Linked DNA regions of Homo sapiens: region 2 is linked to region 1. The links are chromatin contacts, found by Hi-C or POLR2A ChIA-PET in ENCODE. All regions are on one chromosome and are shown on one strand. Each heading gives the region's core, a stretch centred on a gene start or an enhancer-like site at or near the end of the contact. The rest is flanking DNA. Distances are from core to core; before and after follow the strand shown. Region 1 overlaps PLEKHM2 (pleckstrin homology and RUN domain containing M2). Region 2 overlaps HSPB7 (heat shock protein family B (small) member 7).

Region 1 (3,403 bases), core at 81-2,580:
TAGCAAGACCCCTGTCCCTACAAAATACTAAAAAATTAGCCAGGCCTGGTGGCACACACCTATAGTCCCAACTACTTGGGATGATGAGGCGGGAGGATTGCTTTAGCCCAGGAGCTTGAGGTTGCAGGGAGTTATGGTTGTGTACTGCAGCCTGGGTGACAGAGCAAGACCCTGTCTCTAAAAATAAAAAATAAAAAATAAAAATAATATTAAAAAGAAAAATGCTGTCCTTCAGCGATGTCTTAGAAGGGCAGTCAATGCCCCTAGCCAGGAAGGGCGTGTGCCCAGACTGGGTGGCAACCTGGGTCTGGTAAAGTCCCCCAACGTGTAGAGCTGTCATAAAGGGTTTATCCACCATGGGACTGCATCGATCTTTAAGCAAGTTTGGTGAAATCAATGCTTCTTAACCATTCATTTGCCACTAAATACAGCAGCTAATTGCACAGGTTTCTTTGCCCACCTCCGAAATTACTGCTCATTAGTCCTTCTGCTGGAGAGTTGGTAGACTCTCTGCTTTACTGGCAGCTCTATTGAAAGATATGCAGGGGGTGACCAGCCTGGGCAACATGGCGAGACCCTGTCTCTACTAAATGTACAAAAAAAAAAAATTAGCTGGGCATGGTGGCATACACCTGTAGTCCCAGCTACTTGGTAGGCAGAGGCTGCAGTAGCTGTGATTGCACCACTGCATCCCAGTCTGGGTGACAGAGTGAGACCCTGTCTCAAGAAAAAGAAAGACATGCAGGGGGAAAGCTGGAAAAAAGCAGGTACTTGAATTATCTGTGCATTTCATTTTTCTGTGGATTTCATTTTTCTGTGCTTTCTTTGTGGTGTAGGAAAAATGACAGCTGAAAGTGACTAGCCTACTTGGGCACAGATCTCTAGCATAATTGACAGAACATGGTTTCCAAAAGCAGCTAAATGCTTCCTCTTCCCGGAAGGGGAGTGTGCAAGCCTCAAGGTACTATGATTACTCTGGCTGAGAACTCAGCACAGGGATTGACTTCTTACGGAGGGACCGAGGACTCCTCTTAAGGTGGGGAGAAAACTGCTAAGAGGTTCTGCCAAGGGGCCCCTCAGCGAACACCAGAGACCTAGAAGCCAGCCAATGGCCTGAAAAACAGAGTGCACACGATTCTACTCCATTCTTCTACTGCTGGGACGGAAGCAGGAGCTGGCAGAGACCCTGAGCTCGGTTTTCTGAGCTCTGCACGCTCAGTGTTGTGTGTGGCACTGGCGGAGGAGAAGGGAGTTTTTCAAAGCCTCATTTTAACCAGGCTTTCAAAGCACAGAAGCTTCAGCTGGCGTGTTCATCTTTCACTTCCCTTTTCCTCTCCTGTGCCTACACCACCACCTCATGAGTGCCTCCCCCACCCAGACAACCCAAGTATGGCCAAGGGAAATGCTCACTCTGTCACTGTCTAAATCACAATGTTAGGCTGGGGGATCCTGGGGGGACCCTTGCTGCCATTCCAAGGCCCGTGCAATACAGTCAGATATTCTACAGGCTGAAAACGTAAATACAAGGCTAGAAAGCATGATGGACCTTCCTGGATTACAAATCCATAATGGATAGTAAAGGACATTAGGGAGGACTTGGGGTGTACACCTATCCCACTGCAATTTGTTTGATGTCTGTCTCCTCTTCCAGAATGTCTGCCCCACGGGGGAAGGAGCTTGGTAGGATTTGCTCACTGTTGATTCCTATGACGAGAAGAGTGCTCAGCACATAATACTCACTCAACAAATATTTGTGCCCAGGCGCGGTGGCTCATGCCTGTAATCCCAACACTTTGGGAGGCCGAGGCGGGCGGATCACCTGAGGTCAGGAGTTCGAGACCAGCCTGACCAATATGATGAAACCCCGTCTCTACTAAAAATACAAAAATTAGCCGGGCGTGGTGGCGGGCGCCTATAATCCCAGCTACTCGGGAGGCTGAGACAGGAGAATTGCTTGAACCCAGGAGACGGAGGTTGCAGTGAGCCAAGATTGTGCCACTGTATTCCAAGCCTGGGCAAGAAGAGCAAAACTCCGTCTCAAAACAAAACAAAACAATAAAAACAAATATTTGTTAGGTGGTTTTATGGAGGACTGGCCCCCAGACTTGACCCATGGGGACGTGTTATCTGTTACTTCAAGACCAACACCATGGAGAAGGAAAAGGGTCAGAGAAATGGGAAAGAGCAAGAGCCAGAAAATGGTTTGAATCCCAGCCCTGCTCCTTGTGAGCTTAATAACCTCTGGCAGTTTACTTCTCTAAACTCCATTCCCTCATGTGTTAAACAGGCATCGGGTGGGTGTGGTGGCTCATGCCTGTAATCCCAGCACTTTGGGAAGCCAAGGTGGAGAATGGCTTGAGCCCAGAAGTTTCAGAGCAGCCTAGGCGACATGGCAAAACTCCATCTCTACAAAAAAAAAAAAAAATATAGAAAAAATTAGTTGGACGTGGTGGTGCACACCTGTAGTACCAGCTATTCAGGAGGGCTGAGGTAGGAGGATTACTTGATCCTGGGAGGTCGAGGCTGCAGTGAGCTGAGATCACACCACTGCACTCCACCCTGGGTGACAGAGCAAGACCCTGTCTCAAAAAACAAACCCCAAGGCCAGGTGCGGTGACTCACACCTGTAATCCCAGCACTTTGGGAGGCTGAGGCGGGCAGATCACCTGAGTTGGAGACCAGCCTGGCCAACATGGTGAAACCCCATCACTACTAAAAATACAAAAATTAGCCAGGCGTGGTGATGGGCATCTGTAATCCCAGCTACTTGGGAGGCTGAGGCAGGAGAATCATTTGAACCTGGGAGGCAGAGGTTGCACTGAGCTAAGATGGCGCCACTGTCCTCCAGCCTGGTGAAAGAGCGAAACTCTGTCCAAAAAAACCCCAAAAAACCCAAAGTGCCCCGACATCATGGGCCACTGACCCAGGAAACACATGTAAACATGCCAACTGTAGGGCCTGGCATGTAACAGGTGCCGAATAAACTAAATGTTAAGGATTCATGTGGTTTTATTACTCCCCTTCCTCTCAACATGTTCAGGACTCTCATGCCTCAGCAGTCTGTGAACACCAAAAACAACTTGGAGCAAAAGTGTGAACAATGAAGGTTGATTACCCTCAAAAATTAAGTTTGGAGATTTTTGTGTATTTCAAGCACGCATCAGTTCCTTCCTTGTACTCGCATAATATTGGGTTTCTCAGAATCTGTTAGTTCCAACTGTTAAATACAGTTATCTGGGGAGGAAGGGAATTATAAGAAACTAATACCTTCTTCCTTATGTATTTGTGCAATGTTTGTAGACACTTATGGCAAAGGAGGAAAAGATAAATTACAAGTACACAGCATGAGGCCAGGTGCGGTGGCTCATGCCTATAAGCCCAGGACTTTGGGAGGCCAAGGCAG
Region 2 (3,447 bases), core at 426-2,925, 320 kb before region 1:
GGAGTCATAGGAAAAGCCCCCATCTCCCATCTGGGATAGGGACCTTCCATCAGCCTTAACCCTGGGAAATGCCTGCTGCCCCCAATGACTCTTGGTTTCGTCTCCCACATACAGAAGCAGGGTGGAGGGGAAGGGTGGGTCTCAGTTAGCAGGGGTCCCCAGGGCAAGTCAGCCTCCTCCCTCCATGCCTCTCTGGTCAGTGTGCCTTAGGGTGGCCTCTCACTCCCACCACTCTGGGCCCCTTGGGGGAGGACTGGGGAGGGGGCCGTGGGAGAGCCCTGACGCTGGAACCTGTATACACAATAAAGGACAGTCTCACAGACTTCTGGAGGCCGCCTGCCTGGAGTTCTCAAACTTAGGGCAGGGCTGGAAACCCTGAGAGAAACAGACACACCTTCTTTGAGATTTGGGGATGGGGGTTGTAGCTCAAGTTAAAGCTGAAGACCTCACAAAATGTGGGCGTTCCTCGGCCTCCTCCGTGGGCTCCCCAGACCCCCCTGGGCAGGAACCCCAGGATTGTTTCTGGAAAACCCTTGCAACACCTTCTCGTCCAACTGCCTGCCCTTCCCTTTTTATTATTTCTTTCCTTCCAGAGATATTTACTGTCCTGCTATGTGGCGGGCACTGTTTCAGTCCCAGGCGCAGGGACGCAAAGGTGGGCAGGCTGCACCGGGTCGCCTGCCCTCTTGAAGCCCTTCTTGTACCTAATGGGGATTCTGCGGCCCAGAGAGTCTGAGTGACTGGCCCAGGGTCACACAGCCCCAGAGGCAAAGCCAGCTGGAACTTGGGGGCGGGGGTGTCCGGGTTGGTTCAGGGAGCCTGGGGAGGGGAGCTCTCCGGAGGGGTCCCCCACCCCTCACACCCCCAGGCTTGCTCCCCAGTGCAGCTCCACCGGCTGCGGTCAGGAGGAGGGGAGGGGATCAGAGGGGGCGCGGTATTTCCAGCCTCCATGACTCACTGATTCCACTGGGCTATTTGCAGCCCCGACACTCATTGGCGCGAGGTTGGGGGAGGAGCCAGCCTGGCTCCCCCTCCCACGCCCCCCACCCGGGGTCAGGCTCACCTTGGCGTACGGATCTCAGCGAGCCCTCCCTCGGCCGGCCGGTGCTGGGAAAGGGGGCAGCTTCCCAAGTGGTCAGTGGGGCCGAAAACCACCCCCAGCCCCCAGCAGCCCCCTCCCCAGACAGCAGTTTGCGAGGATGAGGACTGCTCAGGGGACCAAGCGGCCGCTGGGCCGCTGGGGCACGTCGGGTCTGAAGGAGCCCTTGGCCGCCAGCCCGGCCAAGGTGACCCTGCGGTAGGGGAGGGCGGGTCGGCCGCGGGGCTTTCGCCGGCTCCGCCCCCTGGGCGCCCAGACTGGCCGCGGCGCTTTGTCTCCCAGCGCCCCCAACCCCCTTCCAGGCTAAATATAGGCCTGGCTGCAGGCCCTGCGCCCCGCCCCCACCCGGAAGAGTAATTATAGCCGCCCCATTCATTGAGCAACTAGTGTGTGCCAGGCGCGCCGCTGATTCCCACAAGAGTCCTGCAAAGCAGGTACTATGATTAACGGTGTGCCTAGAAGGACACGGAGGATCAGCGAGGTCAGGCAACTGGCCCAAGGTCACCCAGCCTGGAAGTGGCACGGTTGGGATGTGAATCCTTGCTATGGCTCTGGAAGGCCATCTGCTGGGTCAACCTGGATCAGTCGCCACCACCAATGGGCTGAGGCAGCTTCCCTCCTCCCACCCTGGCAGCCCCCACAGGGAAAGGGGGCTCTCGCGTCTTGTAGCTTTGGGGGTGGGCCTGGGCAGCAGGTAGGGGAAATTGAAAAGACGCAGCTCTCTGGGGCTGGAGACCTGTGAGAAAGTCCAGGTCAGGTAGTACCAGAGACTGGGAGGGGCAGAGAGGACCTAGAAGGTTTCCTCACTTTGAAGGCCTAGCAGAGGCCAAAGGCCTCCTCCTCCAGGAAGCCCTCCAGAGCCAGAGCACAAAGAGCCCAGGCAGATGTTCAGAGCCCCTTCCCAAACCCTGTCTTCAAAGTCAGATGGAAGTAGCGCATGCTCAGGAGCCTGAGGTGAGAGGATCTCTTGAGCCCAAGGTTTAGAGACCAGCCTGGGCAACATGGCAAGAACCCGTCTCTACACAAAATACGAAAATTAGCTGGTATGGTGACGTGCACCTGTGGTCCCAGCTAGTCGGGAGGCTGAAGTGGGAGGATGGCTGGAGTCCAGGAGATGGAGGCTTCAGCGAGCCGTGATCGCACCACCGCACTCTATCTTGGGTGACACAGTGAGACCCTGACTCAAATAAAATAAAAAATGACCGGGTGTGGTGGCTCACTCCTGCATTCCCAGCACTTTGGGAGGCTGAAGAGGGTGGATTGCCTGAGCTCAATAAATACAAAGTATTTATTTGAAATCAGCCTGGACAACATGGCAAAACTGCATCTCCACAAAAAATGCAAAAATTAACAGGGTATGGTAGCACATGCCTGTAGTTCCAGCTACTTGGGGGTTGAGGCTGGAGGACTTGCTTGAGCACTGGTGGTTGAGGCTGCAGTGAGCCATGTTTGAGCCACTACACTTCAGCCTGGGCAATAGAGTGAGAACCTGTCTCAAAAAAAAAAGAAAAAGAAAAAAAAAGTGACCTTTTGTATTTGACATCTTTCACCTCGCATAATGTTTTCGAGATTCATCTATATTGTAGCATGGACCAATAATCTTTTCCTTTTTAAGGCTGAAACATATTCTGTTGCATGGCTAGGTCACAATTTGCTTACCTTTTCATCAGTTGATGGATGCTTGGGTTTGGTTCCACCCTTTGGTTTTGGTGACTAGTGCTGCTCTGTGCACTCGTGCAGATTTTCTTTTTTTTCTTTTTGAGACAGAGTTTCACTCTTGTCACCCAGGCTGGAGTGCAATGGCGCGATCTCGGCTCACTACAACCTCCGTCTCCTGGGTTCAAGCGATTCTCCTGCCTTAGCCTCCTGAGTAGATGGGATTACAGGCGTGCACCACCATGCCTGGCTAATTTTATATTTTTAGTAGAGACGGGGTTTCACCATGTTGGCCAGGCTGGTCTGGAACTCCTGACCTCAGGTGATCCACCCACCTTGGCCTCCCAAAGTGCTGGGATTACACCGGCCACTGCACGCCTGGCCATTTGTGCAGATTTTCACATGGACGAATGTTTTCACTTCTCTTGAGTATATATCTAGGAGCAGAATTGCTGGGTCCTCTGAAAGCTCCATGTTTGTTTGAGGAACTGCCAGACTGTTTCCCAAAGTGGCTGTACCATTTTACATTCTCACTGATGATTTTACTTAATTCATGGTTAATGAAGGAACCAGTAAGATGTCACAAGCAGTTCAAAGAAGGAGGCAAAGAACAGATGATATCTGTAGGTCAGGGAATATTGAAATGAATGTGCACAGAGGTAACACTGGCTTCTTCCACAGTTGGGAAGGAG

The links. A loop is a pair of places that touch in the nucleus more often than their neighbours do. ChIA-PET counts read pairs that join two places held with the same protein, here RNA polymerase II (POLR2A). Pooled maps may share reads with other maps.
Region 2: a loop to region 1 is called in a pooled map, with 2.7 times the contacts of the local background. The contact joins two enhancer-like sites. A Hi-C loop is called at or near these places in 1 of 50 pooled maps. POLR2A ChIA-PET finds 5 or more read pairs at or near these places in 3 of 52 experiments (HEK293, Panc1 and activated CD8-positive, alpha-beta memory T cell).

Annotation. Positions count from the first base shown.
Region 1 is chr1:15,695,003-15,698,405 of GRCh38, reverse strand. The region is part of intron 1 of PLEKHM2 (pleckstrin homology and RUN domain containing M2); the gene reads right to left. Among named protein-coding and RNA genes, the nearest start is that of PLEKHM2, 12 kb to the right of the region's middle. RefSeq lists enhancers at 1,091-1,160, 1,231-1,290, 1,301-1,350, 1,361-1,410. Within about 2 kb of position 1,330, at least 10 of the 41 ENCODE cell types and tissues checked have a DNase peak (open chromatin) inside an H3K27ac peak, as active enhancers do.
Region 2 is chr1:16,010,904-16,014,350 of GRCh38, reverse strand. HSPB7 (heat shock protein family B (small) member 7) reads left to right here. Exons shown (of 3, transcript NM_014424.5): 3 at 1-322. Among named protein-coding and RNA genes, the nearest start is that of HSPB7, 5.4 kb to the left of the region's middle. RefSeq lists silencers at 843-1,102, 1,253-1,462. Within about 2 kb of position 1,675, at least 28 of the 41 ENCODE cell types and tissues checked have a DNase peak (open chromatin) inside an H3K27ac peak, as active enhancers do.